Linked DNA regions of Mus musculus: all the other regions are linked to region 3. Evidence: chromatin loops called from intact Hi-C (ENCODE). Cell type or tissue: heart. All regions are shown on one strand. Region 1 has its middle 26 kb from the start of Psmg1. Region 2 overlaps Gm31641 (predicted gene, 31641). Region 3 overlaps Erg (ETS transcription factor). Region 4 has its middle 40 kb from the start of Erg.

Region 1 (8,000 bases), 500 kb before region 3:
CCGAAGTGGCTGGGAATTCACTGCAGAGCCTGAGGGCCAGAGTTCAGTCTTCTGATGACTTCCCTGTGGCAACAAGGCCTCCCCAGAGTCCCTGCAGGCAGCTGGTGGTCCAAGCCTCTCATCAGCTCTGCTGGACAGGCTCACACTCTTATGTTGAATCTCCTAACCTCAGGGTGACTGGATTTGAGGACGAGGTATAATTAAGGTCCAATGAGGCCAGGACAGCGAGGCCCTCGGTGCAGTGGGACTGAGGTTCTTCAGACCTCTCCATACACAGAGGAAGAGACTCTTAGGACATGGGGACAGAGCCACCTGCCTGTTGAGGAGACAGGCCTCATTAGAAGCCAACCTTGCCTATGCCTGGGCCTTGATGCGTACCTTCTGTACTGAGACAATATTTTTTAGATTTGTCTTCGTTTTGTAGTGCTAAGGATCAAATCTAAGTAGTCCACACCGAGTCATGTCTCTAGAGTTAGTTGCATGTTTTAAGTTCTCCAATGTCTCGTATTCTATTCAGTCAACCAGAGCAGACCAAGATGTCTAATGATGAAGAACAAACTCAGGTAGCTTAGAGCTACCTCAGCCTGTCCCCTTTCTAACAGGACCCAGACATTCTGGGGTAGAAGGCTAGGTGGGACCAAGCTGGACCAGGTCAAGCTACTCTGTACATTGGACTTCTTGTGACATGGATTTTGGAACACTGGGCCCATCCGTGGGAAACCTGAGGTTTTCGTTCAGTGGTTGGGGAATGGAAAATTCTATAGGCTCTTCTCTGTCACGACGAATCTTCATCGTCAGTCGGATCAGACTGTGTGGGAACATATCTCAGGGTGTGTCTGTGAGGTTATTTTCAGGATGCTTTAACCAATGCAGGGAAAACCTACCCTGCGTGTGGCTGGAACTATCCTCTGAGGGAGGTCTGAGACTGAATGCAAGAGCGCCAGGCTGTGCTGGCTACTCTTATGTCACCTCGACTCAAGGTCTGGAGAGAGGGAAGCTTCAATTGTGAAAATGACTCCATAAGATCAGGCTGCAGCCAAACATACAGGGCATTTTAAAAATTAGTGATTGATGGGGGAGGGCCCAGCCCATTGTGGGTGTTGCCATTCCTTGGTTCTGGGTTCTATAAGAAATCAGGCTGAGCAAGCCATGGAGGGCAAGCCAGAAAGCAGCACCCCTCCATGGCCTCTGCATCAGCTCCTGCCTCCAGGATCCTGTCCTGTTTGAGTTCCTGTCCTGACTTCCATCAATGATGTACTACAATGTGGAAGTATAAGCCAAATAAACCCTTTCCTCCCCAACTTGCTTTTTGATCATGGTGTTTTATCACAGCAACGGTAACCCTAACTAAGACAAATATTCATCGTCTCTGCTTCCTGACTGAAGAATCAACATAACCACTTCACACTCGCTCTGCTGCCATGGATTCTCCAACATGATTGACTGGACCAAGCCGTTCACCAAAATAAACATTTCCTTCCTTAAATAGCTTTCCTCAGGCATTTTGTTAAAGTGTTAAGTGAAGGTGTCTAGATCATGGGCAAGTGTGACAGGCATCCATCCCACTGCCGTGGGGCTGGAGGCCACACAGACAGCGAGCTGGGGCAACACAGAGCTGTAGTCTTGGAGATGGGGGTGCTTGCCTAGGCTGCACATCATTCTGCAGTTACCTGATGACAAAACTGTGGGAATCGTTGTTTCCTGTGGTCTGTTAATAGAACATCCTGTCGGGAACCCTCCACGGTCTTCCAGGCATCAGTCAGAGCTGGTTTCCCATAGTGCGAAGCTGACTCACCCACTCCACAGCCTGAGTCCTTCCGCGGCTTTCTTTTCCACACAGCATCAGACATGAAGCCTTGAGTCCAGAGAGGCTGGCGCTGTAAGAAAAGTCACATGATTTCCCTCAGTCGAAAACAAGCATGAACGAACTCCAGTTCTTAAAGACAGTCTTCTCAGCCAGTGGGAAAATGATCGAAGATAAGGTGAGAGAGGTAGATATTGAGCTAATAATCTGACATGCCCTCTTGAAGCCTCCATAAGAGTACTCAAACCGTGGTGCTTGGAGACCTCGGTGGGTGAGCAGGGAGGTACTGGGGGTTACACCTCTTCCCACTCCTTGCTCTCGGCAATTCTTCAGTGTGGCTCCTCTCGAGCTGTATCCTCTATTATCAAATGGGAAAGAAACAAATGTTTTCCTAAATGTTGTAAGCTGTTACAGTAACTTATCTAACCCGAGAAAGGCATGGTAGGAACCACCTGATTTATAGTGAGGTGGCCAGAAATATAGGAGTTCTGGACTTGTGATTGAAGTAGGGGTCTGTACCCCTAAGCCTGGGGTTGGGGAGTCTGCACTAATCCTGCCAGTCACAGGACCATACAAACTATAGGACGTACAATTGGTGTCCACCAAGAAGGGGAGAATTCCTTGGAGTGGGGATCAGTGTGAGCAAGGCTTGGGACTCGAGAGGACAGGTACGCTGTCCTGTTGGATAATCTCACCTTATTCACTAGTGGGGCTACCAGGTAAACAAGGCAGACTGATTTCAGGGGGAGTCACAAAACAGCTAGCATAAAAGAAAGCCTTTTAAAGATTTATTCTTTTTAATTTATGTGTGCCAGTGTGTGTAGGTGCCTACCATGGCCAGAAGAGGGTGTTGGATCCCCTGGAGCTAGAGTCATATGAGTTCTGGGAAATGAACCTCTCTGGAGGAGCAGCAGATGTTCTCAACTGTGGGGCCACCATCTCTCCAGCTAACCCCCACCTCCAGCAGCTAGTTGAAGGAGGAACTGTCGGGGAGAGCTCCAGAGAGCACCAGGGAAAAGCTGGCAGTGGTCTCCGCAGATAGCAGCTCTCTGCTCAGCAGGTGTTAAATGGACGGCTGCTTCCCTAAATTATGTAAGCTGTCATAGTAAATTATCCAACCCAACAAAGGCATGGTAGGAACCACCTGATTTATAGTGGTATACAAGCCCAAGCATCCTGTAAACAGCATATATTATGACTCCAAAGATTGAATATTTGCCTTTTTAAAATATAAGGATTTATTTGGTTGGTTTATGAGTATGTGTGTTATGTCTGTGGCTGGACATGTGCACATGAGTGCAGGGGCCCGTGGAGGCCAGAGGGGGAGGTTCTGCCTTGGTTGTCAGCCACTCCAGATAGGTGCTGTGAACTGGACTCAGGTTTTATTATTATTATTATTTTTCTGAGAGAGCGACTCAGTGTGTGTCTCAGCTGGCCTGGATCTTGCTATATAAGCCAGGCAGGCCTGAAACCCACAGAGATCCACCTCTGCTTCTCAGGGTTTGGGACTAAAGGTGTGTGCCAAGGCCAGCTTTGGGCATGCGCTAACCACTGAGCAGTCCCTCCATCCTGGATCTTCACCTTCTAAGTAAGAGGTGTGGTTTGTCTTCCTTCATTCAAGTCATGGTGCACTGGGGAAGGCACAATAGGAAAACCAGGTGCTCTTCTGTCTTGCCTGAATATATCCTTAGCCGGTCATCTAGAAGGACAAGGACAGCAGCTTGATAATATTCAGACGTCAAAAGTCCAGAGTGGTTTTCAATGCAGTTTCCATGGCTACGACTCTTTTATTGACTTTCTCAAGATAAACTCCTGACTAGTGGCTGGGAGGCTTGAAGGGCTCTGGAAGTCAGTCTGCTACCTGCCCTATGGCATCCCAGACAGCTTTGAATCCAGGCTGAAAGGCAACCTCCGTCAATATAAGTTCTCAGAAATCTTAGAGAACCGGATTGTCCCTCCATATTGGACACAAGTCACATTGTCTTCTGTTAGTTTCTTATTTTGTTTAATGCAGCACAAGGAGGCTTCACAGAGCTGCCCTGTAGGATGAAAACATTGACATGGAGCAGTCACGCAGCTTACTGAGACTCAAAGAGAGAGGATCTCTAGTCTTTTTCTTTCTTAGAGACTGTGTTCCTGAAACTCTGCTGGGTGTTAGAACCATCTGGGGAGCTTTCAAATGTTCAGTGCCCAACCCAAAAGCCACACAACCTCAGTCGACTTCTGGAGATTCGATCCAGGATTTCTTCACCCTCTGGTAAAGCCAACGTGTGGCCAAGTTTGAGCACCAACTTGTTAGAGTATTCAAGTCTCAGCTTGGACCCAAGGGCTCACACACCAGCCAGCATTCTGCAAGCTACTCCTGCACACTCTGTCAGGCTGAGTCTGAGGATACTTTAATGCATACCAAGTGGAGATCTCCACAAACTGAAGATTCAAACTGCACATCAGAAATGGGGCTGAGAAAGTCACAGGTGTGACAGCTGACTGTGCAAAGACCTCAGGTGTGTAGCCAGAGGCTGGAGCCTCCAGCCCCACACATGGCATATGCAGGAGACTGACTGCTGTTGGATTGGGTGGTATTTGGTGAATGTGAGAGGATTCAGGTCAAGAATGGCACGTCCTAAACCGATTTATGTATCAACTTCTGCATACAGACTGTTTTTAGAATCCCTGAAAATGTTTTGAGGAGCTGTCTCTTGTTACTGCAGAACAAATCCATCAGGTGGCTTTTCCAGGCTGGAAGGAATTTACACTTGAAGTCCCCTGGACATTGCCATGCTTGCTCAGGCTGCTGGGGCCGGTGTGAGGGCTGTGAGGGAATGAAGCTGTCGGCACGTCAGCAGCCCACATTTTCTCAGGTGCTACTGTGAACTCTGGTGAATATTTGATCACAGTGTTCTTAAATCAAACTCTTGCCCACTTAGAAATGATTATTTCATAACGTTCCCTCCGGGCACACAAGAACGTTAGAACGTGCAAAGCGGTTGAACAAGCTGTATGTTACTGCTGCCCTCCTTAACCTACTGAAATTATGAGTGAAGATCGGTCACAAGGGGGCAGTATTGCTCAACAAAGGTCTTTCTTCCTTCCTCCCTTCCTCCCTTCCTCCCTTCCTCCCTTCCTCCCTTCCTCCCTTCCTCCCTTCCTCCCTTCCTCCCTTCCTCCCTTCCTCTCTTCCTTTCTTTCTTTCTTTCTTTCTTTCTTTCTTTCTTTCTTTCTTTCTTTCTTTCTTTCTTTCTTTCTTTCTTTCTTTCTTCCTTCCTTCCTTTCTTTCTTTCTTTCTTTCTTTCTTTCTTTCTTTCTTTCTTTCTTTCTTTCAGGGCCTGGCTGATCTGAGTCTATAACCTATCTTCCCTAAGTATCTGACTGTATTAATACTAGATTCTTCCACAACCACCCATAAGTAACTAAAAACAGCACAGCCATCTGTATGCACTAGACCTTTAGTCTGAGGGCTGGTAAGATGGCTCAGGGGTTAAGGGTGCTTGCTGCAAAAGCTGATGACCTGAGTTTGATCCAAGAACTCATGTGGTAGGGAAGAAGAACAGACCCTGGAAAGTTACTCTTTGATCTTCGTATGCATACATGGCACACACACTCTGAGAGAGAGAGAGAGAGAGAGGGAGAGAGAGAGAGAGAGAGAGAGAGAGAGAGAGAGAGGTACATGTTAAAAAACCAATGTTGGGCTGGTGAGATGGTGAGATGGCTCAGCAGGTAAGAGCACTGACTGCTCTTCTGAAGGTCCTGAGTTCAAATCCCAGTAACCACATGGTGGCTCACGACCATCTGTAATGAGATCAGATGCCCTCTTCTGGTGTGTCTAAAGACAGCTACAGTGTACTTACATATAATAATAAATAAATCTTTGGGCCAGAGCAAGCAGAGGTCCTGAGCTCAGTTCCCAGAAACCACATGATGGCTCATAACCATCTGTACAGCTATAGTGTACTCATATACATAAAATAAATAAATCTTTAAAAAAAACCATAATGTTGACTTTGAAAAACAGAAAGCTGTCCCCACCCCTCTACCTGCTCTCACCCTCCACCTGCCCCCCGCCCCCACCCCTGCTTTTTCTCATGGTTTTTATGAGGCCCCAGATAGTTGTTACTGCAGATGGGAGAGTAATCTCCTGGAAGAAGCACACTCTGTTCGCAGCCATGGCAAGCAGAAGGCTTTGCTCTCTGAGCAACATTGCTCTGTGGGGCATGCAGAGTTGCTGCCTCAGTCTCTCCTGTTAGAGGGAATCATAGAAGGCTCTCAGGCTATGTGCCTGGGGTGGATTGCTGGGTGATCTCTCTTTAAGGTCTTCCTAGCCACAGCAGCACTGGCCCTCCCTTCCTCCACTGAATATGGCCCATTGTGGCCATTCGAGGAGGCCTCACTTCTGTGTTTATGGCTAAGCCCCCCTGTCTTGCCTTACTGCCAGGCTCCTACTTCTCCTGCCCAGAAATGGCTGTGACCCTGAGCCCTGGGGGTTTTTGAGTCCAGCCTCCACTCTCTCCCCATGACAAGGAATGTTCTGGCTTGTCTCACTCTGCATCCCAGGCACCAAGACCTCCCAAGAGTACAAAAGCTCCCTAGGGCCATTAGTCCCAAGCCCACCCAGGCAGACTCTCTTTACAGCATGGCCGCTGTGAGCTGGAGTTCTTGCTCTCTCTCTCCAGTGTCCCTTCTTTGAAAGGAGGCCATGAAGTTCCCTTAGGGAACAGAGAGCCTGATTCCAGCAGATACTGTATATAGTCTTGATGAAAAGCCAGCTGTAGCTCTTGTTCTCTTGCTTCCCCCTTGGGCTCGTCCCTTCCCCCCTCCCTTCCATATTCCCTTCCCCATCTCTCCACATGGTCACGGCCAGCCTCTACTTCTCTACTCTCTCTGCCTTTCTCTGCCTCTACTGCCCTCTTAACTCCCTTCCCTATGCCTGAATAAACTCTATTCTATGCTATATTGCTGGGTATATAAAGAAAAGAAAAGAAAACAAAAAAGAAAAAGAAAAGAAGATCCAGTTGCAAACTGAGGTACTCACCACACACTGGGTGGGGGTGTCAGATATCTTTGTGTTTTCGTGGAATTTCCTTTGAAAAAATGTGGAGAAAATTCTTGAGAGGTTCTCTGAGGCCCCATAGGGGTCCAGGCAGCTCCTACTCTGCCTTCTGGGACCCATATGACCATAACTAACCTTGTTTGGATTTGGTAGAGGCAGACTGGGCCTGGAGAGAAAAGCAGCCTCAGGTTTACAGGGCCACACAGAACTCTTGGCCTATGTTCCTGCTGTCTGCATTAGGTCCACCTGGTTCCTAATTCCACAAAAGTCAAGTCTGTCCAAGGGTCCGAGGCAGAGGCAGTGGATGTGAGGACTCAGGTGTCTTCCCAGACCTCTATCGTGAGAAGGACTTGGTAGGTAGAAGGAAGATACAGGAGGGGATCTGCAGGTGAGCTCTGTGTTTGGAAGATGCTGTTCGCTATAAAGCACAATACAAATAACTTTTATATGAGTTGGTTATGTGTAAGGACAGGTCTGCCTGCCCTGACGGTGTTGAGGCAGAAGCTGATTCAGCCACACTGGGATAGACAAGAGGTTCAAGGGTCAGTGTTGGGAGGTGAGAGTACTTGTCACTGAGTGATTTGAAGTGGGAGGCAACACTGGGTATTCTGATAACTGAAGAGATGGCTGGCACCTGGGCTGCAAGGAGTAGGTAGGATTTAAAATAAAGTACTTATTCTATTTCATGAGTGGAGAGCCTTTTGGGGTGCCACTTGGCAGAAATCTGACATTGACCAAGGACAAGGAAATGGGCTGCTTGGCAGGAATCTGACATCAGACCATGACAAAGAAGTAAGTCCAGGCAGGGACCTGACATTGGCCAAGGACAAGGAAGTCAGAATCTGGTTTTAGGGTAGAACAAAGAAGTAGGCTCAGATATCTTGATCATCCTTAGAAACAGGGATCACCAGAGTGATCATGGGACCTTGTGTTTATTGTCTTGCTTGATCCTTGACTGTTGTCTTTTTAGTTCCTCATTGTACTGCTTGCCCTAAATACCTGCATGTAATTAAAATGGTATAAAAGCGAATTGGGAAACATTAAACCTGCCTTCAGTCTCAGAATTGACAGGGGTCATGCTACAATGTTGTCTAACTGTCTTTTTACTTTTCAATCCTCTCTCTGATCTGGAGAACCTGTTGACTGACT
Region 2 (8,000 bases), 270 kb after region 3:
CCCTGCTCTACCTGCTTCTTGTCTTCACCTCCCAGGGACTGGATGCTGGGCCCTCCTGAACAGGGCAGCTCACGTGATGGCCTGGAACACCTGCTATATTGTTGTTCTTTATGTCACTGTCATTGCAATGAGAGGGAGACAGAATGCCCTTAAGTTGTCAAGAATCAAGGGATGTGAGGACTGGAGAGGTAGTCCAGTGGTTAGAGCATGTACTACTTCGTCTTAGAGAGGACTAGAGGACTAGTGTTTTGTTTTCAATACCCACACTGGGTGGTTCACAGCCACCCTGTTATTTGAGCTTTCTTCTGTCCTCTGCCAGCACCCCATGTATACATGTAGACATGTAGGCATGGATATGCATGCATAAAAACAAAAATAAATTATAAGTGAATAAATAAGAATCAATAGGTGTCCAGATTGGAGATACCACCAGAAAGAATGAGACAAAAGAAAAGAATAGGGGGAAGGAAAATCGACATAGATCCCTGTGGTGGTCTGAATAAAAATGGCCCCATTGGGTATGGCACTATTAAGAGGTGTGGCCTTGTTGGAGTAGGTGTGGCCTTGATGGAGAAGGTGTGACCTTGTTGGAGGAAGTGTATCACTGTGAGGGTAGGCTTTGAGGTCTCAGAAGCTTACGCCAGGCTCAGTGTCACTCTCTCCACCTGCTGCCTGCCAATCCAGATGTAGAACTCTAAGCTCCTCCAGCAAACAGTCTGCCTTCACACTGTCATGTTTCCTGCCCCACATTGATAATGGACTAAAACTCTGAAACCATACCCAGCCCCGATTAAAGGGTTTCCTTTATAAGAGTTGCTGTGGTATTGGGGAATGAGGTGAGCCAGACAGGAATACTACCTACAGCCTGGCTTTGCAGTTAGTAACTCCTGCACATCCTGCTGAGGACATGAGTGCCGGTTCTTATTTTCACGGGCCCTAAGTGGAAAAAAGAAATCCTTGGGTTTTTGTGTTCCATACCACACACACTGAGGAAGAACAGGCAGAAAGAGGAGTCTGAGAGCATTAAGAGCTGGAGATTGAAAGCTGTGAAATGCTAGCTTCTGGACGTGAAAGCAACATCGACTGCATGAATTCACAGTAGCTGTGGTTACCTGCACACGATCAAGCCAGTTAAAATCCCAGCATGCTTGGGCCCTCTCCCCTAGCTGGAGAGATACTAGAGGTTGCTGCTTGCTAGAGGGAGCATCAATTTTCTTTGGAGATGTGGCCACGAGTGTGGCCCACGTGCCAGCGGATGGCTCAGTGGGTGGACTCAGACCCATGCGCACAGATAAGACTCAATGGGTTATTCTTTTTAAATGTCTTTAAGTTGGGAGAAAAGTGTGTTGGGAGGGGCAGAGGGGGTTGGAGAAGGATAGAGGTGGTGAACTGGTGGACCTATACAAGCGACGTTGAAGCATGTATGGTGTTTTCAATAAATAAATAAAAACTCTAATTAAAGAGAATCCTTTGAGTCTGAAATTGGCCAATAGACCCCTGGCATTATAAATACAGAGGGTGCTGCTATATAATAGCTGCTCAGGAAATACATATTTTATTACACGCATAACCATATATTTCAAGGACAGGGTATAATTTAATTATTTCTCAGGCAAATTGTTGACATCTACTGGCTTGGTGCTCAGTATTCAGGCTCCCTGTGCTCACTAGGTGAACCCACATGAGTTCACAACAACCCCACAGTACCATGGGAGATGTTTAGTACCTCTGTTCTGTAGTTGAGTACACTCACGCCAGGAGAGCATTCCCACTTGTCCAAGATGGCAATTACTACATGAGAGACCAAAATGTCATTCCGATCTGCCTAGCTCCCAAGTTACCTTACCAGAATTGGCTAAATCGTGGGTCCTGTGCAAAGTGAAAACACAAAGCTCTGTGTCCAAACAGTATTCAGAGTTTCAAGATGACCAAGGCGGAATATATAAACACAAAGGGGGGATTTTCTGAATGGCGTCCTTGTGCAATTGCCCAGGCACGGTTCTTCATCCTACTAATTTGCACATAAAAATGGACTCATTTCCTTAGCAAGTAGGGGAATTGTCTGTGTCATTGGTAATCGTGTCAAATCGATACATTATGCAGGCACCAGGAAAGGACCTCTCTCAAGGGTATAGCTTTACAGGAAGGCAGTCAGCACGCCAATTCCCCCAGGTTCGGAGTGTTTGGGTGGTTTGCTTTCCTGTTTTTGCTGACAGGTCCCGGTCCTGACCTGTGTGACACCATGAGCTGCTCTCCTGCCTGGAAAGCTAAGAAAGAAGCAGAAGAGAGTCCAGAGGCATCTTTAAGTGGTTTGCAGGGAGCAGCGGAGGACGCAGGATGTTTGAAAAGCAGGGGACACAGGATGTTTCCTCTACAGACCTCCACCCCATTTCCTCAGGAGAACAGTGGGAGGAGCTCGGTGCTGTGTCAGAGCTCACCTAGAGTTCTGACAGAGGTTTCCTGAGGCGATCGTTCGGATCAGAATGGTATCAGTGGCCCCGGCCCCGACAGGCGTATCTTTTGTGCCCTTGTATCTTAGACCAGTTGATGGTCAGAAGTTGCCACGGCAACACTCAGCTGTTGCTCTTCCCCTCCTCCCTGCCACGGAGGGTTCACGTCTCACCTTTGCCTTGCCTAGACAGCCTGCAGCTCTGGGTCATCAGATAAACAAGCTACGGGTCTCAATACAAAGAAAGCCACTCCAGCTGAGCATGCCAGGCACCTGTGTGACTCTGGGACATGGAAGATGGTGACTGGTTATTTGGGGCATGCTTGTTTGGTTGAGATTTTCGTAGTATTGACAACACCCAAAGACACCCACACACACATATTCAACATATGCCCAATGCCAGCAGGGGTTGAATTATCTTCTAGATCTATGAGTCTTAAAATGTCAAGGAATGTAAAATCAGCTACAAATTCATTGTAAATACCTAGGTTGCACACAAAGATTGCCTAATCTCACAGGACTGAGCTTGAGTTTGGTTAAATGTCCCTGGTAATTCACATGTAGGGTGTACCTGGCATCTCAAAAGAGGCTTTATCAGTGTGTAAGAGAGCCAACACATCTGACATAATTGTAAATGACATAAAGCACCCATCTTCGGTAAGGTTCCCTGGGGAGACTTTTTCTCACAGGAAATTCCCATGCTAAGGAAATGTGTCCATTCTGATGTACAGACCCCCAAACAGACCATTAAGGACAGTGCGCAGTTTCCCTTCTGGGGAACAGTCTTCCCACCTTAGCCATAGATAATTTCAGAAAAAGCAGGTCACTTCGCTGTCTTTCAGCTTCTTCTCTCCCACTGTGCATTCTGGGCTACCCATTACAGGGATGTATCCCTAAGTCTAGTCACCTTCAAATGCAATGGTGGGCTAATTCTGATCAGAGAATTCCTACGGAGCCCAGCGATCTCTAAATATAACTGTGTGTCTGCTCATGAGCTGAGTGTAAAACTCCAAACCAAAGATCTGACCTGGTTGGTTCAAAACCTTTGAAATGGGGAAAGGGAGGAGGGAGGAGGGAGGAGGGAGGAGGGAGGAGGGAGGAGGGAAGAGGGAGGAGGGAGATGGCTCAGTGGCTGATATGCTTGCTGCGCAGGCATGACGACCTGAGTTCAGGTCTCCAGAAAGGGAGTTTTTGAGCTTCTGTCCCCTCTCCTCTGTGTGTGCACGGCATCAAGGCCTCCCTCCCAGGCCCTGCTTGTCTAGCTGCCTTTCCAGCCTATGGGAAGAGGCATGGGCTTCAGATGGATGCAGGACAGACTTCCAGGTGAACCAAGTCTGTAAGCGGCTGGCTTATGACATCTAATGTAACCTCATTGTCGTACATCAGCTCTGGGTAGTCAATGCTGGGATATTTGCCACTCTCTTGCAACACGTAAGCACTTAATGAGATGATCTATAGAGAATGCTTAGCACATAGTATGGCCACAACTCAGAGAAGTAGCTCTCTCTCCTACTCCTTGGTCTCTTGTGATCGCACAACTGAGCTTGGGTAGCAATAAAAAAATTCAAAAGACTCCAGGTTTAAGGAGAGACCCTACCCCAGTGTATATGGGAGAAAGCAATTGAAGAAAACCTTATGTCATCTGTGGACTTTGTGACACACATGCTCATTTCTATACATGTGAACACACATATACACATATACATATGCAGAAAAGAAAAATCTGAAACACTTTAAAGTAAGGACCCTTCGTTCCCCACAGAACTCTTCTTCTGTATGCTAGGCAGACTGTCTGTCTTGAAGGGACTTCGGAATAACGACAAGTCCAGGAGAAAGAAAAGAAAGTAAAAGGTGTTGGATTGCATAGGCAAGGTGAGTGTGCAGGATAGGTAGTCCCTGGGGAGGGATCTGAGGGCACTTTCTGCATGTCTTGTGACCCCTGTCCTGACTTTCTAAGTCCCAGAATCTCCAGCAAGCACTGAGGCTGCACTTGGGTCCCAAATTTTAAGAAAGTAAAAGAGTTACCTTGTTTTCCTTCCAGGACAGCACAAGCCCCCCTTTTCCATGCAATTGGCGCCCCCTAGTGGCTGAGTAGGTCTTCCCTCCCAGTAGAAGTCTGAGTTGGTTGCAACCAACTCTCTCCATTGAATTAAAGGTCTCATTGTTCCATAAGAGTTGTGAGATCACAAGAGACCTAGGATAAGGGGTGGGAAAAGGAGCTACTTCTCTGACTTGTGGCCATACTATGTGCTAAGTGTTCCCTGTACATCATCTCATTAAGTGCTTAAGTTCCTCAGGAGAATGGCAAATATCCCAGCATTGACTGCCCAGAGCTGATGTACTACAATGAGGTTACATTAGATATCATAAGCCAGCTGCTTACAGATTTGGTTCACCCGGAAGGCTGCCCTGCCTCCATCTGAAACCCATGTCTCTTCCCATAGGCTGGGAATGCAGCTACAGTAGACCAGCAGGAACTGGGTAGGGACACCAGATGCCATGCACATGCAGAGAGAGGGGATGGAAGCTCCCCAACTCATCTTTGTAGGCACACCATTGCCAAATCAGCTGAGGGTCACCAGGTGCTTTGTCCAGTCCCGAGACCACCTGTGGATTACCCCATGTAGCCAGTGTAGAAGAGTCCTCAAGACTCAGTTTCTCTCAGGGGGTACGGACAGTTGAGAGTTGTCTAATGTGGGTGCCAGAATATGAACTCTGGTCCTCTGGAAGAACAGGAAGTGTTCTTAATCTCCGAGCCTTATCCATAGCCCCAGAGAGTTGGTCTCCTCTGTTCTTTTACTTTGCGGTTACATGGGTGCGTCTTTTGCAGAACTCTTTACTGTCTGTGACTTTATGCATATTGATATTCACATAGAAACTCGTGCCAAGCTAATGCTGCTGGTAGCAGACTTTTGTCCTGAATCACTGCTATAATCCTAGACCCCTGGGGATCTCTGATGAGGAACTTCACTCAACTGTCCTGGGAGCCGAGTGGTGAGGCTACAACATGATGTGGAAATCCAAGACCGCATAGCTAGAAATAAGTCCAAGTGACGAGTGACTTGTACAAAACCTGGAGGTTTGGCACAGTGTCCCAAGAAATCTACTTCTAGGAAAAAGATGTCCTTACAAAGATAAGATGCTAAACAATGGGGCCAAGCTGACATCGAAGACACAGGCATGTTTGAGGGTGAGGACAGCTGGATACACATTATACTCAGCTCTGACCACTCAGTGCCACAGGAGGATGGCTGAGGTGGCACCTGGGCATGAGGAGACCCCTGCCCAGCTGAGGGTGTATACGCTGTTCTTGTCAAAGTCCCCTGAGCAGGCCCAGTGAGTCAGATAAGGAGGTAAGACCTTCACAGACAAGCTTGGCAACCTGAATTTGAACCCTAGAACCCCTATGGTGGAAGGAGAAAACTGACTTCCACATGTTTTCCTCTATGTGTGAGCTGTGGTGGGCTCCCACAAATTAAATAAATCAATGTAATGTTTTTAAATTAATAAAACGAGTCCTCTGGCTAATGGGTATAGGGAAACTGAGAACTGATGCATGTCCTTGGAACTGGGCTCCTTCTAGTAGCACAAGGCATCACCATGCCTTGTTAGAACTAGCCTCAGGTAGATAGTCGCCTCTCTCGGCACTAACTAACCAGGCTTGAAGAGGCATGCCATCATATCAGAAGAAGCCAGAGGCAGCTAAGAGTAATTTTAAGGAGACAGTGAAAAGTGTTTTCACATAGAGCATGGGGCAGCGAAATCTGTATGTGGAAGGTGTATGTTTCACTCATTTGTAGTTGGCCAAAGCCCAGGCTGCTGATGGCAGTAGGGGGTCACAGGGCTAGTGTCACAACTGAGCAGTATAAACAAGAGACCAGAAAGGGACAGGGTAAGGGATGGAGGCAGTGGTACATCCAGACCCCACAGTCAGAGGACACTTCAGTATAGCCCAGTCGCCAAACCAAAGCCAGATTAGTAAGCCACAAATAGAACCGACTTAATTAGGAACCAGAGTGATCAGCAGCAGCAACCAACCTGCTAAACCCACTGTAACCATGAGTGAGTTCTTAGAACTCAAGGTCAAGATAACACTTCTGTCTAAACCACTGGATTTGTATTGCAAACAAGAGTGAACTTGTGGAGGGTAGCAGTGTGAGTTCACCTGGGTGTGCCAGGGAGGGTAGCAGTGTGAGTTCACATGGGTGTGCCAGGGAGGGTACAGTGCGAATTCATATGGGCATGGCATGGAGGGTACAGTGTGAGTTCACATGGGTGTGCCATGGAGGGTACAGTGTGAGTTCACATGGGTGTGCATGAAGGTTAGCAGTGTGTGAGTTCGCATGGTGTGAGATGCACGGAGTCCAGAACTCACCCAGCACACACAATTCCCAACAAGCACACTGCTGACATTCATTTTCCCCACCCATTGTGCACAGTGCCAGCATGCTAACAGTTGCGTGCTTCCCTGTGGATGCCTAAGCTCGGGAATCACAGCCAGCTTGGGGCCCCCTTAGCTGAGTAGATGCAAGAATTCCACCTGCTCTCTTTCACAAGCCACTCCCCGCTGGCTCAGGGCACTGAGCATTAAAGGGCTCCATTGTACAGCTTTGTACACTTTGCTTCTGGAGCTGTTTTAGGATGAGGTGCTAAACAGTTTCTCAGAGGGACTCAGAAGGCAGGTCAGCCACTGTAGCCAAGTGACTTAGAACTGAGGTGGGAAAACAGCAACCCTAAATTTATCTCAAGACTAAGTCTTAACTCCATTGACGCTCTTCCCCCTCTTACTGCCTCAAGGAGAACTGAACAAGAAAGAAGACACAACGGGGTTGGCCCCCAGCAAATTTTAGTTTCCTCTAGGAAGCCTAGGTGTCAAACGCCACTGGGTGGAGTCATTATTCTCCTCTTTACACTAAACAAGAAAAGGAGGAGCATGGAGCATTTCCTTCCAGAGCGCCTCCCTCTGGAGCCCCTCTTTCTGGAGCGCCTCCCTCCAGAGCGCTTCCTTCTGGAGCACCTCACGCGCTGGGTCACAATCATGTGGGTCACTTATCCCACAAGTCTGAGAATCAGTCCTAGAGTTGCTTTTCCATAGACCATGATGTTGGCAGATGCATCGGGAACACTGGCTTTATGGAGGTTTCCAGAGCACTAAGAAGTTGAAGGCTTCCCTGTCCTTGTGGTAAGGATTCAGCAAAGAGCAGAGCCAGCACCCAAGGAAGACTCAGGGGGAGATAAGCCAGTCATCCTGAAGTGCACCTCAGGTCTCAACCTTCTTAGTCCGAGAAGCACTCCCCACCCACCATCTACCCACTCAGCGTCTTGTTTTTGTAAAAACACAGAGAGCAGAACCATTTCTGGAAACCAAGAAGAAACTGGTTGTTACTACATAGCTGAAAAAAAAAAGGTGCAATTTTTCAAAGTCTGTCTCAGAAGGCAGTATGGCCAATATCGCCTTTGTTTAAATGAGATGATGCAAATCAGATGCAGATTATTAATCTCTGAGCGTGCCTAGCACACATGAAAGACGTTCGCACAATGAGGCACTGTA
Region 3 (8,000 bases):
GGGTCCTTTCAGCAAAATCTTGCTGGCATATGCAATAGTGTCTGAGTTTGGTGGCTGATTATGGGATGGATCCCCAGGTGGGGCAGTCTCTGGGTGGTCCTTCCTTTGGTTTCAGCTCCAAACTTTTTCTCTGTAACTCCTTCCATGGGTATTTTGTTTCCTATTCTAAGAAGGAATGAAGTATCCACGCAATGGTCTTCCTTCTTCTTGATTTTCTTGTGTTTTGAAAATTGTATCTTGGGTATTCTAGGTTTCTGGGCTAATATCTATTTATCAATGAGTGCATATCATGTGAGTTCTTTTGTGACTGGGTTACCTCACTCAGGATGACATCCTCCAGATACATCCATTTGCCTAAGAATTTCATAAATTCATTGTTTTTAATAGCTGAGTAGTACTCCATTGTGTAAACGTACCACATCTTCCTTCCTTCCTTCCTTCCTTCCTTCCTTCCTTCCTTCCTTCCTTCCTTCCTTCCTTCCTTCCTTCCTCCCTTCCTTCCTCCCTCCCTCCCTTCTTTCTTTCCTCCTCCTCCTCCTCCTCCTTCTTCTTTTTCTTTTTTTCTTTTTTTCCGAGACAGGGTTTCTCTGTATAGCCCTGGCTGTCCTGGAACTCACTCTGTAGACCAGACTGGCCTCAAACTCAGAAATCTGCCTGCCTCTGCCTCCCAAGTGCTAGGATTTCTGTATCCATTCCTCTGCTGTATTTTTGGGCATTAAAACCCAATCAGGGTCTTAACGAGATGGATCAACTTAAGGGTGTTTGCTGTGCTACCTGGTAACCCAGGTTCATCTTCTAGACTCATGTGAAGCTAGGAGACAACAAAGTCTGCAGAGCTGTCTTCTGGCCCCCATACACATGTGTACACTAACAATAAATTCTTAGAAGGGGAAAAAGCAGTGTGTATCTGTGTATTTGTCTGTATTTTACATGCGTCTAAGGCAAAACATAATATCCGGTATATAAAGTAATTTTCCACTTGATTTTATTTTTGTAAATAGATATGATATTAACAGAATGTTAAAAATTGATCCTATTTGATTTCATCATTTGAGAAGTCTTGAGCCATTTCTAAATTCGTTGGCTCTTCTCTTTCGCTTATGTTTATTCTACTGAAATTGAAGAAAATGATTGCAAATTAAGTAGTTTCATTGCCAGAGAAATGTCCCTAGACTCATTAGAGCCTTAGGGGAGACCTCCAGTGTTTTCTCACATTCACACACTTCCAAGGAACACTGTCTGGGAGGAGGTCAGGACAAGGGCGTCTGATTTTCAGTATAACTTCTTCCAAATCTTGGTTCATTAAAGGTGATAATTACCGCTACCCCCTCGTCATCGGATGGTGGTGACACAGCTTCCTGGAAAGGGCCTTTATCCTGCTCTTATCAGACAGAATCTATCTGTATGTGGCCAGAGGGAAACAGATTCCAATGCAGGCTGTCGATTCTTGTTTGCATCTGTAAGCGCAAGAAAAAATTAGATGGTTTAAGGCTGGCAGTTTTGAGTTATTAAGAACGGCTGGATTAGCCTGAGCCTCCCTGGGTCACTCCAAGGTAGCGGCTGGGGCTCCACATCTGGTTTTGGTTTGCACTCACCGACAAAGGAGTGTTGTGCATGCAGGGCCTTATTGTTAATAGTCTCTCCGTTCTTATGGGGACAAAGGGCTCCCTACTCCAAAGGTATAGAAATACTTTTAACTTCAATTTACAGATTAGGCAAAAATCTCCTAGGTTAAGGGTCATGTAAAGAGAGGCAGTTGAAAAATTTCTTTGTGGACTTCCCCATTTTCTGGCTATTAGAGGTATATATATATATATACATATATATGTATATATATAAAACAAGAGTTCCTTGTGTGCGAGCATTCCATACCACAGTGTCACATGGGAGAGAAGGAGTGTTTTCCAGTCTCTGTGAAAGCAGCTTTGAGTTCCATGGAACCAAGTATTTCAAACCCTGGCTCAGCCTGGGAGCTGAGGTTCAGGTGTCCTACCCAGCTGTCTGGAACCAGAGCCTTACTGCTTCCCAAACTTGTTAGTGTAGCCTTGAGATGGGCCCTGAGGTGGCAGACATCCACAGTAAGGGCTGCTTAGGAGCCGGATGGTCACTTGAGTTCAAGAGTTCTAGGCCAGCTGGACAGACTTGCTAAAGAAAAACAAAAGACGGTTTATCTTTCAGGAAACCTCCAGTTTGGTTAGACTCTTTCTTACAATTGCTAGGTTTCGTGAAATGGGGACCGGCTGTGTGTAGCTGAACACACTGCCTTTGCCCACAGTGAAGCCAGACTAATCATTAGATTCCTCCAGATGCCTCTAAGTGTAGTCCAGTTTTGTTTTTGTTTTTGCTTTTGTGTGTGTGTGTGTGTGTGTGTGTGTGTGTGTGTGTGTGTGGTGGAGCCCCCACAACACCGTGGAAACCTTAGAGGCCATGAGGGAAAGAGTCCCCAGTGTTTCAGAGAATAAAATGGCAGCCTTTTCTCCACATTGGAGTTCTTCTGTATACCAACACACAGGGTAATGGATCATCAGGCATCATTGCCTCTGTGGGCATGAGAGTTTCCCACTTCTCTTTGGGGAGGTAACTTGGTATCCATAGGAAGGATGTCCTGAAGATGAGCAACCAGCAAACCAGGTCCAGGAGAACTGCTGGCACTGGGTAAGGACTGAGGACATGAGGGTGTAGCCCTGGGGTACCAGCGTCATTGATGGATAGCTGTGGAGTGAGAGGAATTAATGACTGTCACGTCTCTCTCCTTCCTCTTGAGTTAAAATGCCTCTACGACTTTGACATATTTTCCCTCCAACTGATAGGTGAAGTTTCACTCTGTTTGTACAAGAACATTTCCCTTGCTTTCAGCACCTTCAGCACCTTCAGAGCAGCCTGGCCCAATGCTTAACATGTAGCTAATGCCAATAAAGATTGATAGACCTCTCATAGGAAGGCTCCTTCTGCTGCAACAGTCTTGTTACAAACGTCTTGTGGAAGCCAGACTTGGTCTCATAGTGTTCTAGGCATTTAAGGCTTCAATAAATCATTCAAGACTACAACTATCACTTCATATCACATCATAGGACTGATGCTGGAGAGGAAGTCTTCAACCCGTTGTCTTGCAGAAGGTTGTAGTCAACTGGCGTTTGGGGCTGGAGTCCTCTGGAAGCCTTCTTCACTTAGCTCTGGGGTCTGGTGTAAACTGTCATGCAGGGATAATGATAAGAACACCCACCCCATCTTTCCATAGTTGGCCTTTTTCTTTCAATGAAGGCTGAAGTTTATGAATGCTTGTTGCCAAGGAAACAGGCAGAGGTAGCTTTGGAAGTCTGATAACTGAACCTCTGTCAGAGACCTGAGGGGATGGGAGGGAGGCAGGTACCACTATTTAATGGAGCAAAATTGATGCCAGCTTTCAGAAGGGTTTGAGATGGACCATTTTAGGAAATGCAGTTGCCATGGTGATATGGTCAGTGCCTAGAAATGCAATGACTGCTCCATGTTCCTGGTCTATAAGGACATATGAAACCATCCCTGATAACAAATAGTGTAGCTGAGCATGCTTATGAAAGTAGGGTACCGTGCACATACGTGTGCCATGCATGTTACATGTCCACTTGCCGCTGGGTATGGTTTGGACACTGAGAAGGGGACCTCATGTGATAGAGAGTTGGAAGTCCTCAGAGTACATTAGAAAAAAAATCTTATTTCCAAATGCCTTAGTCAGAGTACTTGCTCAAAAAGCCCTCCTCTAGAGTGACCCAACATCTGGAGGTCTGCAACTGAACACCCCAGATGAAGACGGTTGGGGGACGATGGGGCAGGCAGCCTTTCCCTGTTTCTGGTGTATGTGTGTGTGTGTTTTGACTGTGTGCCTTGGTGGTCATACTTCTTCAGGCTGCTATGACACTCGGCTGTGGTGTCCAGGTCTTTTCCATCATGTGATGCTGTTCACACTCAGGAGCCCTGTGTGTTTCCCTGTCACAGTGACAGCAGCGAGAATGAAGCCCTGCCTTGGCTGCCCCACTCTAAGCAGAGAAAGCACCCCTGGGCTCTGCTGGCAGCTGGAGTCGGAAACATGCAGTAAGGATCATACCTGGGCCTCTTCGAAGCAGCTGGTCAGAGCCTGTCCACACTTACTCCACCCACAGCCTAGACCCAGGCAAACAACCCTCACCCGCTGACCTCACCAGCTCATGATATATAAGCTCATGTAGAAGCAGAAACAAAAATGCTCTGCTTATTTTAGGTACAAATGAAGACAGGGTAAGTCGCAGAGGTCCCCTCGTGTTTAGAGGACGCTGCTGAGAACCTCCTGTCTGGGCCGAGTGTCAGTGAGATTGTACATTAAAATTATTTTCAGGAAGACTAACATACATTTATAAAATTCTGTTTTGTTTTATGATTTGAAACAGGGTCTCGTAGAACTTGGGTTGACCCCAGACTTACTGTATAGCTGAGGCTGACTTTAAATCTTTGCTTTTCTTGTCTCTGCCCCCTGAGTTCTGGGGTTATAGTGTGACCCACAATGTCTGGATTATGCTTAGTTTTAAGTTTTAAAATCTGTAGATAATATGCTGATTCAAAGTTTTTCTCTCTTATAGGTGATGAATATTGGGTTTCCTTGTTGGTGAATAAAACCAAGACAGCTTTGTGGGATAATAACAATTATTTCAGGAATTTCATGGCAAGCCCTAGGCAGACATAGTGTTTGCTCTTTTTGGGCATTTTAGAGGGTCATGTAGTGCCCTCTAGTGTCCAAGATCCCAGCAGTTTAAAGGGAAGCCCCTTCCCAAGACTCCAGCTTCTGAGGAGCTGATAGAAGTGCCCCTCCTGAGACAGTAGGTGACTACTTCTTGCAACTCTCCACATAGGACTGTTCTTATAACTATAAATGAAGGCTAGAATATTATCTACTAGGGACACACAATGTGTGAGAAATGCGGCGTTTTTTAAATCTTGGATTTTACTTGCCTATCAGAAAGGGGCTGGGAAGATGGCTCCGTTGATAAAGTGGATAAAAATGGCTCACAGGGGCATGATTTCCAGTCCCCAGCATTTAAACTAGAAGCCATCCATGGTAGTGTCTACTATGATGGGTGGTGGGCTGGGGGCAGAGTGGAGGATCCCTGGGGCTCATCCCGAAAACCCAGGCTATCTCTGGGGCCCAGGTTCACTGTGAGACCCTGTCGCAGAAGCCGATCATCACATGGGTCAGCTGGAAGAGAAACAGCCTACCTGGATTCCGGCTGCACATGGGGGCCTCACCTCTGCAGTGGGAAGTGATAGGGCACATGCAGAGAGGTAGCATGCAGCCTGGGAGTGACGGGGCAGCTGCTACGGTGACTCCAAACCTGGCCTCTGAGTCCCTTAAGTTTATGGGTTGCTTGGTGAGGTGTGAGAAAATGGGAATGAATTCATGGCAAATGTTAGCTTCATTTCTGATTCCGTTTGTGATAGACATGTATTAGCAAATGATAACCAAATTAACTTGACTCAGGTCAAGACAAAGCAAGGCCACCTCGGCTGTTTAAAGAAGGAAAGAGGAGGAGCTACCCTTGCACACGGGTGCCTCCAAATCTCCGTGGCGTGAGTTACATCATTGCACCATTGCTTACCATTAACATATTATCTTTATTTTTGTTATACAAATAATTTGGGTCTAAAAGTTTTGCTCATTTGTGTGTGGAAGTGGAGGTAGGAGAGCGTTTGGAGGCACGTGTGTGTACTTGTGGAAGTTGGAGGGCAACGTTGTGGATTCGATTCTCTTCTTCCCACCTTTACTTGGGTTCCTGAGGTGGGTACTCAGGCTGCCAGGGCGGCTCAGCAGGTGCCTGTTACTATCAGAGCATTTCCTTGGTCCTAAAGAAACAGTTTGCAGACCAGTTTATTACAGTTCAATAAATGATACCAAGTATCATAGAAGGGAGACAAATACACTTTTAAACGTCGTTTGAGGTTCTGGAAAGTGATAAAAACCCAAGTTAATCTCAACAGCCTAAGATAATGTTGTGGAATGGTGCTGACAATCGCAGTACTGTGATGAGAGTCTGAGGCCGAGGAGGGTGGAACTGTGCCACAGTCCCCACAAGTGTGGCCAAGGGCCTCTGCACATCTTCAGTGGTGTGTCCTTCGCAGAACAAGCCCCAAGGTGGCTAGCAGCAAAACAGGGTTTCTAAATAACACTTGTGCTCACACACACCTAGTCCTGTGTCCAAGATCCTTTGGTATAGAGGCATAGTCACCCAAGTGGTGGCGCACGCCTTTAATCCCAGCACTTGGGAGGCAGAGGCAGGCAGATTTCTGAGTTCGAGGCCAGCCTGGCTACAAAGTGAGCTCCAGGACAGCGAGGGCTACACAGAGAAACCCTGTCTCAAAAAAAAAAAAAAAACAAAAAAAACAAAAAAAACAAAAAACCAACAAACCAAACAACAACAACAAAAGTTGCTTCTAGCTAAACTATTGTGTCAGAATAAGTATATCTCTCTTAGTCTTTTTTAAAAAAAAAAAACACGAGTGGTTCTTGAACAGACTTAAGGTCTGTGACAATTGCATTACTATCCCGGGCACTCGGGGATGAGAATGGGCTGGGTTAGCACAACCGGAGAGCGCTCTGGATGCTGAGGAAGTCATGCGTGTTGGAATTGTTGCTTCATTGGAACCCACAGAGCTGAGCCGATGCCTGCCTCACAGTGAAGGAAATTGCAGCATGGGTGTTGAAAGTTGAGGATTGAGTGTGTGATAACAATTTCCTTGCTTTAAATTAGTTCAGATCAACCAAGAGGCTGAAGGCTGTATTAACCACTCCAAGAACGTGTTAAGCAATAGTTCCTTACATGGTAATTTGATTGTTTCTTAAGGACCTGCTGGAGGACATGGCAAACACAAGACACATTCAGAGGCACGTGCACACACATGCACACAGACATATATAACATATAAGCATATACATATGCATAGATACATTCATAGACACATGTACACCCATACACACAGGCATATATAATATATACATAGATACATTCATAGGCACACACTTATATACATACACATACACACAGAGATCTGGACATTCACACACATACACACACTCATGTACACAAAGACATATAGATACACATATACACACAACAGACATGTATATACAAAGACATATACATACACACAAATACATACACACACTCTTGCATACACACAGAGATATACAGATACACACAGACAGACATAGACACATAAAGACATACAATACAGGTACACACACTATACACACGCACACACACATTCAAATATACTCACACAGAGTTTTGCCCAGCAGGATAAAACCTAAGTATGGTGCACACTATAAATAGAATGAGTCTTTAGCCAGTGATGAATGGGAAACCGGGAAGCTGACAGCTTCTTAACACCCTGCTTGCCCTGATCTCAAGCAAACCCTCTCTGTGATGTAGATGGGAAAGTTCCACAGCGTCGTGGAGTTTTCCATTGTGGGGACAGGTCCAGATGGCTGATTCTTATCTCCAATCTCAGGCACGTCCCTGGCAAACATCCTTGGGACATCCTTCTTACAGGGTTCTTGTGAATAATCCAAACAGTATGCGTTTAAGATTCACGTGTCATCCAGGGAACAATGTACAACATTTCTTTTGGCCTTAAAAAGCCTGTATTTCTTTCATGGATGAGTTCCAGGTCTTGCAGGTGTGTGTGTGTGTGTGTGTGTGTGTGTGTGTGTGTGTGTGTGTGTGTGTGATTTGACTAGTGTGACATGGGCTTCCTGAAAGCTGAGTGGTGGGTCAGAGCCCAGTCATCCTGACTTTGTCAGTACCTACTGAAATTTCTGGTGTGAGAAATTTGTGTTATTAATACCAGCAGGATGAACTGTCAGGCCCATGGACACCACAACACAGAGGAGTGTCTTCTGCAGTTTTTTTTTTAACTAAAATTAGATTTCTATAAAAGAGTGATTTTGTGTTTGTGTAGAAATTTAAAAATACATACTTCAGTGTGTGTGTGTG
Region 4 (8,000 bases), 100 kb before region 3:
CACGTACACACAGGCATGCACATACTCGGGCACACACAAATGAACAGATGCCCATACAACAGGCACAGTCAATAGCCATGCACTTCTCAGGGTGAAGGGTGACAGGACATTTTTCAAAGCGCAAGATCAGATGGCCCACGTTGTGAAAGACTGGTCCCTAAGACAGAGGCTAGCTCTTCTCATGCTACTAAGCCACGTGTGGGCTGCCTTTATTTCCTGCTCACCCTGGACATCCACACGCAAGTCGTGTGGCTCGGATGCCTTTCTGCAGCTGGATCACATTGACTGATATTTGCCCTCCAGTAAAAATGGAAATAGGCTAGAAAACAAACAACAATGCAGAGACATGCCGAGTGAGCGAGCTTCCACCAAAAACCAATCCGAAGAGAAAAACACTTGGGCCGGCGTCAAGGGAAACAGAGCCACGCCAGCACAAATTCCTATGAAAATGACTGCAGAGTAGTATTTTCATGAAAAGGCAGCTGACTCAGAGATGGAGGGAGGGCAGGCTCTGTGCAATGAGGGGAGTGGAATAACCACCCACGCCCTGGAGCTGACAGGATCGCTTAAGTGCAGTTACTAGAAATGACCCAAGCACCCAAAATAGCGAAGCGCGGGAGGGAGAGCCAGGTCCTCATGAAGGGAGAGTGTGTTTGAGAAACCAGGGCAGAGGCGTTAAGAGTCAGACTTTGTGTTCAGGCTTCTCCTCGTCACTGGCAGGGCTAACAATCTTGTGCTCCTCTGAAGGCCAGCCCCGTAGGAAAGAGCCTCCTACCTGCTAGAAGATGCAACGATACATGTTACCGTGGACACAGAGGCCTGAGCATTTTACCAAAAATGATTGTGTACAGCCCTGGCTATTGTGTTATATTTCCTGGTAATGTTAAAAATCTTATAATCTGAAAACACCAAGTCTGACCTTTTAAAGTTGCTGTGAAGCCACAAGTGGAAAATCCCACAGCTGACCTCCTGTGTTGGGTCACACTCAGAAAATGCGTGTTAAAAATCATGGTGCAGAATTACCTTTGGGTACTGAGGAGATGGCTCAGTTGGTAAAGGTACAAAGACCTGTTTCAGCTCTCTAGAACTCATGTAAAATGTCAGATGTACCAGCGTGCACCTGTAATCCTGTGCTGGAGAGATGGAAACAGGGTATCCCTGGGCTTGCTGGCTGGCCAGCTGCGTCAGTGTGTTCAGACTCAGTGAGGGATGAGAGAGTGATTAGGGAAGATAGATAGCTCTGGCTTCTACATGCATGCACACGCGCACACATACACACACACACACACACACACACATGGGCACACACATGCATATACACATGTTGTACACACACGCAGGTACACATGCATGCACACATGAACACATACACAGACATACAGACACTCGCACACACACAATGCACACACATGTACACACCCATCCTTAAACATGTGCACACACATGTGCATGCATGCATGAAAACACACACATGCTCACACATATGCATGCACACGTGATCGCACATACACAAACACACACCCATTTACACAGGCACCACGCACACACACATACACATATACATACCCACACTTAAACATGTGCACATCCATATGTGCATGCACTCAGAAATACACATGACACACAGACACATGCACGCACATGCACACATGCGTGCATATGTTTTTACTATTTGTGTGTAGCTTGAAGACTGGTCTCACCAGAAGACCCACACTTGCCTACTATTATAAATCAGAGTAGCAGGAAACAGTATGCTCCTGGCTGTAGCATGTACCAGGTTGACAGGGTCATGCTCTCTGCTCTCTGAAGTTATGTGTCTTCTCTTGCTGCAGATGAGGTTCACAAGGTGCAAGTGGCTCTCTGGGCTTGTCCAGAAAGATGGTTTCACCTTCCTAGTCTAGGTTTTAGTCTCCAAACTAGCAATTAAACCATCCCATAAATCCTCCATGCAAGGTAGTAAAACCTAATTTTAGATTTCCTGTGTGCCGCAGTGTCCTGTCTGATTGCTACCAGTTGGCCAGAAGCCGGACATGAGAAGCAGGCGGCTCACAGTGCACCAAGTGTCAAAGCCCACTGCCTACATGGTTGGCGGTTGGTCTGCATTCCTTGACTGCTTGTAGCTTTCATTGGTTCAAGACCCTGAAGTTCACTTGGTTTTGTATGTGTTTGTATGTACGTAATGTATGTGTACATATGTTTGATTTTGTGTGTGTGTGTATATATATGTGTGTGTGTGTGTGCATATATGTGTGTGTGTGTGTTTGTGTGTACATATATATGTGTATGTGTGTGCATATGTGTGTGTGTGTGTGCACATGCCTGCGTGTAGAGTGGACAACCCTGGGTGTCATTTCTCAGGTGTCAACTATTTTTTCTGAATCAAGGTTTCTCACTGATCTGAGCTTGCCAAGTGGACATGGTTGGCCATCCAGAGAGAATCACCTGTCTCTGCTTCTCCAACGATCCTTACAGATCTATCTGTCTCTGCCTTCCCAGCACAGGGGTATAAGTGCACACCCAATACCTGGCCTTTTAAAATGTGGATCCTGGGTGTAAACTCAGGTTCTTGTGCTTGTATGGCAAGAACTTTGTCAACTGCCTTCTCCGCAGTCTCTGCTTGGACAGGGACCACAGAGGGAAGGGTAGGGACAGAAGCCGGTATAAACAAAGAATGGGAAGAGTGGTGGCTGATGCTCAGGGGACAGAAGGGCCAGAGACCCAGAGTCACACTGATAGCTTGGGAGAGCTCAGAGGACCAGTCCCTTAGCTCAGCTGCATGGAGGCTGAACACTCATGCTGCACAGGCACTGAGAATACACTTACTTTTTGGAGTTCCGAGGGGGGGGGGGACCTGCAAACCTTAGGACCTCACCCTGGGTATCTTTTGATGGGCTGTGATGAGCAGACTGAATGGGGCTTAGCACTGCTCCAGGAACTTTTAAATGGTATATCCTCTCTCTCCTCTCACCCTCTCCCTCCCTTCCCTCCCTCCTCCCCTCCCTCCTTCTCTCCCTCCTTTCTCCCTTCCCTCCTTCACCCCTCACTACTACTCTGTGTGTACATACCAACTTGTGCAGTGCCCACAGAGGCCAGAAGAGGGCGACAGATTTGCTGGAACTACAAGCAGATGATAGGAAGTGAACTAGGGTCCTCTGAAAGAGTAGTAAGGACTCTTAACCACTGAGCCATCTGTCTGGCCTCTGGCACATCCTTTTGATGTAAGGAAGCCATGTTTAGGAACCAAGAGTGGACTGTGACACTGGGGACAAAAAACAAACAAACAAACAAAGAAACAAACATGTCCTGGCACATATTTCCCTACAATCTTGAGGAAGTTAAAATGGCATCTTTCTGATTGACAATACATTGTCTGGTGTTGGGAGCCCCTTGTTCACCAGGAAGATATAGGTAGACCCACTTCCAAATCTAAGGAAGGATAGGGAGGGATCAAGCTGACCACCAGTGCTCATGGAGTTGATCAGTCATGGCTACAGAGCAGAGCTCTGGTGAGAACACTAGGCTTCCTTTACAGTAGTGGAAACTGATGGTTCCAAAAAGGTGGCCCAGTCTTTCTCTCCCTCACCTGGGGTCAGCTCTTCACTTGCACCCCCTGTGCCCTTGACAGCAAGCCAGTGATTGGGAGAGTGAAGGACGAAAGTCAGCTACCTCTCTGACTCCTTCCACCCCAGGACAGAGAGCATATGTGTCATGTGTCCTGATGGGACTCACTCCAGCCTCCTACTGGAGACATCAGGTTTCCAGCCTGAATAGCAAGTCTATTGGACCGGCACCCCATCTGTGCTTGCCCTCCTCAGATCAATCCCCTGGCCTGTGGTACTCCTCTGTTCAGCTGGCCTGGAATTCTGGGAATTGTAAGTTGTGGTGCCTTATCTCCCTTAAAGCCACAAACACAGGGGCTGGCTATCTGCCATGCTTAGAGGGACAGCTTTCTTCACTTCGCTCTGACAGCATTGAAGGTGAGTTTAGGAGGGCTTGGAGTGGCTGGGACTGCAAGGATGCACCCCCAGTGATGGGAGGCAGGGATGCCATCTGACTGTTGTACTTTGCTTGAGCCTTGGCAGGGCATCGTGCCCTGTGACCTATGGTGAGTCTAAGTGTGTCTTTGCTATGCAGGTGTTGGCTGATGGGGTGGGTGGTGCCCCAGAATCTATACGAACGGAGCTGAAAATGTTTAAAACTTAAAAATCCCTCTGTCTACACTTTTGAACTTTAAGGGGTAGGGCTAGCAATTCCTTTGTCTGTTGTGGAAATAAAGAACATGTAGATGAGTCAAAATATTAAAGTTACATCTTCCGACCCTCAGCATGTAATTACGTGTGACAAGCAATGCATTTAATTTCAGAATAGTGGCCCCATATATAAGAATATATGTATATATTTACCTCAATGTAGATATTTTAATACATTCTTATAACCCATTTTGTCCAAACTAACAGCACATTTTTAAGTATCTGTGCCATTAAGTGTATTTGTTGAAAAGTTGCTTTTGAGCCACATTTACTATGAAACTATCTAACACCCTATTGTGTAGCCTTACAGCATCTGACCCACGTCTGCTGAGTTTGGGCTTTTTCTCGGTTTTCTGTTAGCCAGCCATCAGAGTTCTCAGTCTCGGGTGCAGAATGCCCATGGCCAGGCTAAGTCATGCTATTTTGGAAGTGGATCTAAAAATCAGCAGGCTCCTAAGTTTCCAGGGTTGAAAAAGACTGTAACACACACACACACACACACACACACACACACACACACACACACACACACTGTACTGTACCTGGAATAAGTGCCTGGAAGTGAAGCCATGGAATCAAAGATGACCTGAGGAAGACTGCGCTGTGGCATTCAAAAGTTTTGATTAAAATGACATTTATTTATCGTGTGTATCTGTGCATTTGGCGGGGGGTGGGGCATGTGCACATGGACATGGGGGTCAGAGTCATGTGGCCCAGAAGTTTTGTTTTATAATATAAACTAATTTGTACTTTTAAACTCCAGGTTTTTAAAAGGTAAAGGTTGAGGGCCAGTGAGATGGATGGCTTAGTGGGTAAAAGCCCTGAGGACATGGGTTCCACCCCCAGGACCCGTGTGGTGGAAGGAGAGAGCTCCTCTGACCTCCCCATGCTGTGACATGCGCACACACACATGCACACATACACTCACAGAAAATGAATGTCGTCTAAAAAGTTAAGGTTGAAAACCGAGCATGAGCCTCAGGGAGAGGTTAGTATAACGCCGAGTGCGTGCTTTGACATACTCGGCCTCAGGTTGGTTTTGCTGTAACCTGACTGAATTTCTAGGATGACACAGGGGTGCAGCGGATTGGCGCCTCTTCTCCCTATGGAGGCTTTGGTGAAGCTTCCTGGGCGGTTTGTGTGGAGGAGGCCACAGTCCTGGTGATGGGTATCTTACTCTAAGTGACAGCTAAGACAAGATACAAAAAGTCAAGTGACTTCGAAGCATGGCTCTGTGGTCCGTTTATGAGGACGCTAATCCCATTCGAAAGGGCTCCGCCCTGTGAGCCAATCACTGCGGTCTGTTCTAAGCCGCTGCCGTGAAGTTAGGACATCATCACCTAAGGGATGGGACACGTGCCTCATCACAGTGACACAGGAGAGTCCCCCAGGCTCTAAGGGAAATGGCTGCAGGTCCACCCATTGCGTCTTGCTTCTTGTGAAGTTGCCATACGACTTTGATCACTTTCCTGATCCAGTCATGATGTTCCTCGTGATAATACGTGTGCTTAGTTGTAAAGCTCAGATACTTCCCGGGCAGTTCCCTGCCGACCACATGCCCAGGGGAGCAAGTTTTGCAGAGTCTGCAGACCTCTGAGGTTTGCCTGTGTCCTTAAACGGAAGAGAAGAATCTAGCTCATGTCTTCTCTACCCATGGCCTGTTTCTCTCTCTTTGCAGTATGGGTTAATATGCAGGCAGGAAAAATGTTACTTAACCAAGCTGTGTAATATACTGTGAGCACAACAATACCACACACACACATGTGCATGCAGGCACACACACAGACACACACATTTCCATGTGCAGGCACACACACACACACACACACACACACACACATACATGAACATGGACACACACACATGCATGCATGAACACACATGCACGTGTGCATGTGGACACAGACACACACACAGACACACAGACACACACAATCACTTTCTATGATTTAGTGATGTGTGGATGACCCCACCCCAACCCCTGCATTTTTGGTTGTTGCTGTTAGTTTCTTTGACACAGGGGTCTCTCACTGTGTAGTCCTGGATGGTTCAGCACTTGGTATGTAGATCAGGCTGGCCTCAGACTCAGAGAGATCTGCCTTGCCTTTGCCTCCTAAGTACTGAGATTAAAGGCATAAGGCATCACCTGGCTGCATCTTTTTCTCAGAAGGAATCTCATTGGCCAGGGCTTTAGGATTGCTGTAGGTTTGAGTGCTGGCCAATGAGCCTCAGGTCTGTCTGCTTCTGCCTTTCCAGCATTGGGACCCTAAGCAGCTGCCTTGTTCTCAGCTCTTTAATGTTGTAATGTATGCTCTGGGGCTTGAACTCCGATCTTTAAGCTTGCAAATCAAACCCCAGGAAACCAGGCTGCAGGCCCCTGGGATGGGAAGGAACTCCCTGGGAGGCATCCTGCAGCAGGCTGAGGTGGGGGCTGCACCTTGGGATGGGTCTCCAGAAGCCAAAGTGAATTCTTCCCCTGATAATCCCCTTGGACTGAGGGGAAGGCAGGCTGCTGGGGTTTCTGTTTGCAGCTTTCCGCTGCTCTCCACTTCCAGGGCCTTCATCTTTGCTCTGAGCAAATTCCTTCAGGGGAAGAAAACAGATGCTCACTCTTCCTTTTAGAGCATAGGAACTCCTTGTTCAAATACAATGAAGCAAAAAAGCCCTGGGGCTGGGGGGGGGGCGGCTTTTTTTCACTCCCTTCCCTCCAAGGGGGAGGGAAGTAACCTTTTTACCTTTCTTTTCCACATCTGGACATCATGTTTATTTGGAGACCAGAGTGGCAACTACTGCCTGGTGTATTGCACTAATTTCTAATCTGATGAACTAGTGGTCAGCTGAGCCAAAAGGCAGAGCTGCTGATTGCTGAAGCCAGCAATCTCCAGTGTCTTGCTTTCTGCCTCTCTCTCTCTCTCTCTCTCTCTCTCTCTTTCAAGATTTATTTATTTATTTTATGTATATGGGTACACTGTAGCTGTACTGATGGATGGTTGCGAGCCATCATGTGGTTGCTGGGATTTGAACTCAGGACCTTTGGAAGAGCAGTCAGTGCTCTTAACCGCTGAGCCATCTCACCAGCCCCTTCCTGTATCTCTTTATTACTGTGATTAAGCTGGGTTGTCTTAGGGTCTCTATTGCTGTGAAGAGACACCATGACCACAGCAACTCTCATAAAGGCAAACATTTGATTGGGCTTGGCTTACAGTTCAGAGGTTTAGTTCATTGTCGATATGGTGGACAGCATGGCAGCATGCAGGCAGACGTGTGTGGTGCTGGAGGAGCTGAGAGTTCTATATCTTGACCTGCAGTCAACAGAAAGTGACAGTGACACATTGGCCAGGCTTGAGCTTAGGAGACCTCAAAGCCCTCCCTCTAGTGGCACACCTCTTCCAACAAGGCCACACCTCCTAATAATGCCACACCCTATGGACCAATGGGGGCCATTTTCATTCAAACCACTGCATGGATCAACCACACTTGGACACACGTGGTTCCAGCCGGAGGGTACAGCTGCTGCTAGGACCCCAGTTCTCAGGTGCAGTTAGCTCTTCCTGAGCACAGAAAAAGTGGTTGTGAAATTACTTTCTGCTCTTGCAGAGGACCTGGGTTTGATTCCTAGCATCATCTCTGTAGCTCACAACCATCTGTAACTCCAATTCCAAGTGGTTCATTGCCCTCTTCTGACTCCATAGGCACCAGGTATGCATGTGGTGCACATGCATGCATACATACAGGCAGGCAGAATACACA

Evidence for each region. A loop is a pair of places that touch in the nucleus more often than their neighbours do. Peaks named below come from ENCODE experiments on the same cell type or tissue, not always from the same donor. Only the 100,000 strongest peaks of a DNase experiment are listed, where the experiment ranks them.
Region 1: a loop joins it to region 3, with 5 times the contacts of the local background. A loop is called at or near these places in 19 of 42 quality-filtered maps.
Region 2: a loop joins it to region 3, with 3 times the contacts of the local background. A loop is called at or near these places in 3 of 42 quality-filtered maps.
Region 4: it touches region 3 in a loop (5-fold over the local background); 14 of 42 quality-filtered maps call a loop at or near these places.

What each region holds. Positions count from the first base shown.
Region 1 is chr16:95,961,444-95,969,443 of GRCm38, reverse strand. No RefSeq gene overlaps it. Among named protein-coding and RNA genes, the nearest start is that of Psmg1, 26 kb to the left of the region's middle. In heart, a CTCF peak has its summit at 4,832 (motif pointing right); no DNase peak of the experiment used is centred here; H3K27ac peaks cover 602 bases; H3K27me3 peaks cover 315 bases.
Region 2 is chr16:95,193,354-95,201,353 of GRCm38, reverse strand. The region is part of intron 3 of Gm31641 (predicted gene, 31641); the gene reads left to right. Among named protein-coding and RNA genes, the nearest start is that of Gm31754, 44 kb to the left of the region's middle. In heart, a CTCF peak has its summit at 4,529 (motif pointing left); no DNase peak of the experiment used is centred here.
Region 3 is chr16:95,463,482-95,471,481 of GRCm38, reverse strand. The region is part of intron 2 of Erg (ETS transcription factor); the gene reads left to right. Among named protein-coding and RNA genes, the nearest start is that of Erg, 63 kb to the left of the region's middle. In heart, a CTCF peak has its summit at 4,736 (motif pointing left); a DNase peak (open chromatin) is centred at 7,481; H3K27ac peaks cover 1,318 bases.
Region 4 is chr16:95,565,913-95,573,912 of GRCm38, reverse strand. It overlaps a transcript of Erg not described here. Among named protein-coding and RNA genes, the nearest start is that of Erg, 40 kb to the right of the region's middle. In heart, a CTCF peak has its summit at 3,107 (motif pointing right); no DNase peak of the experiment used is centred here.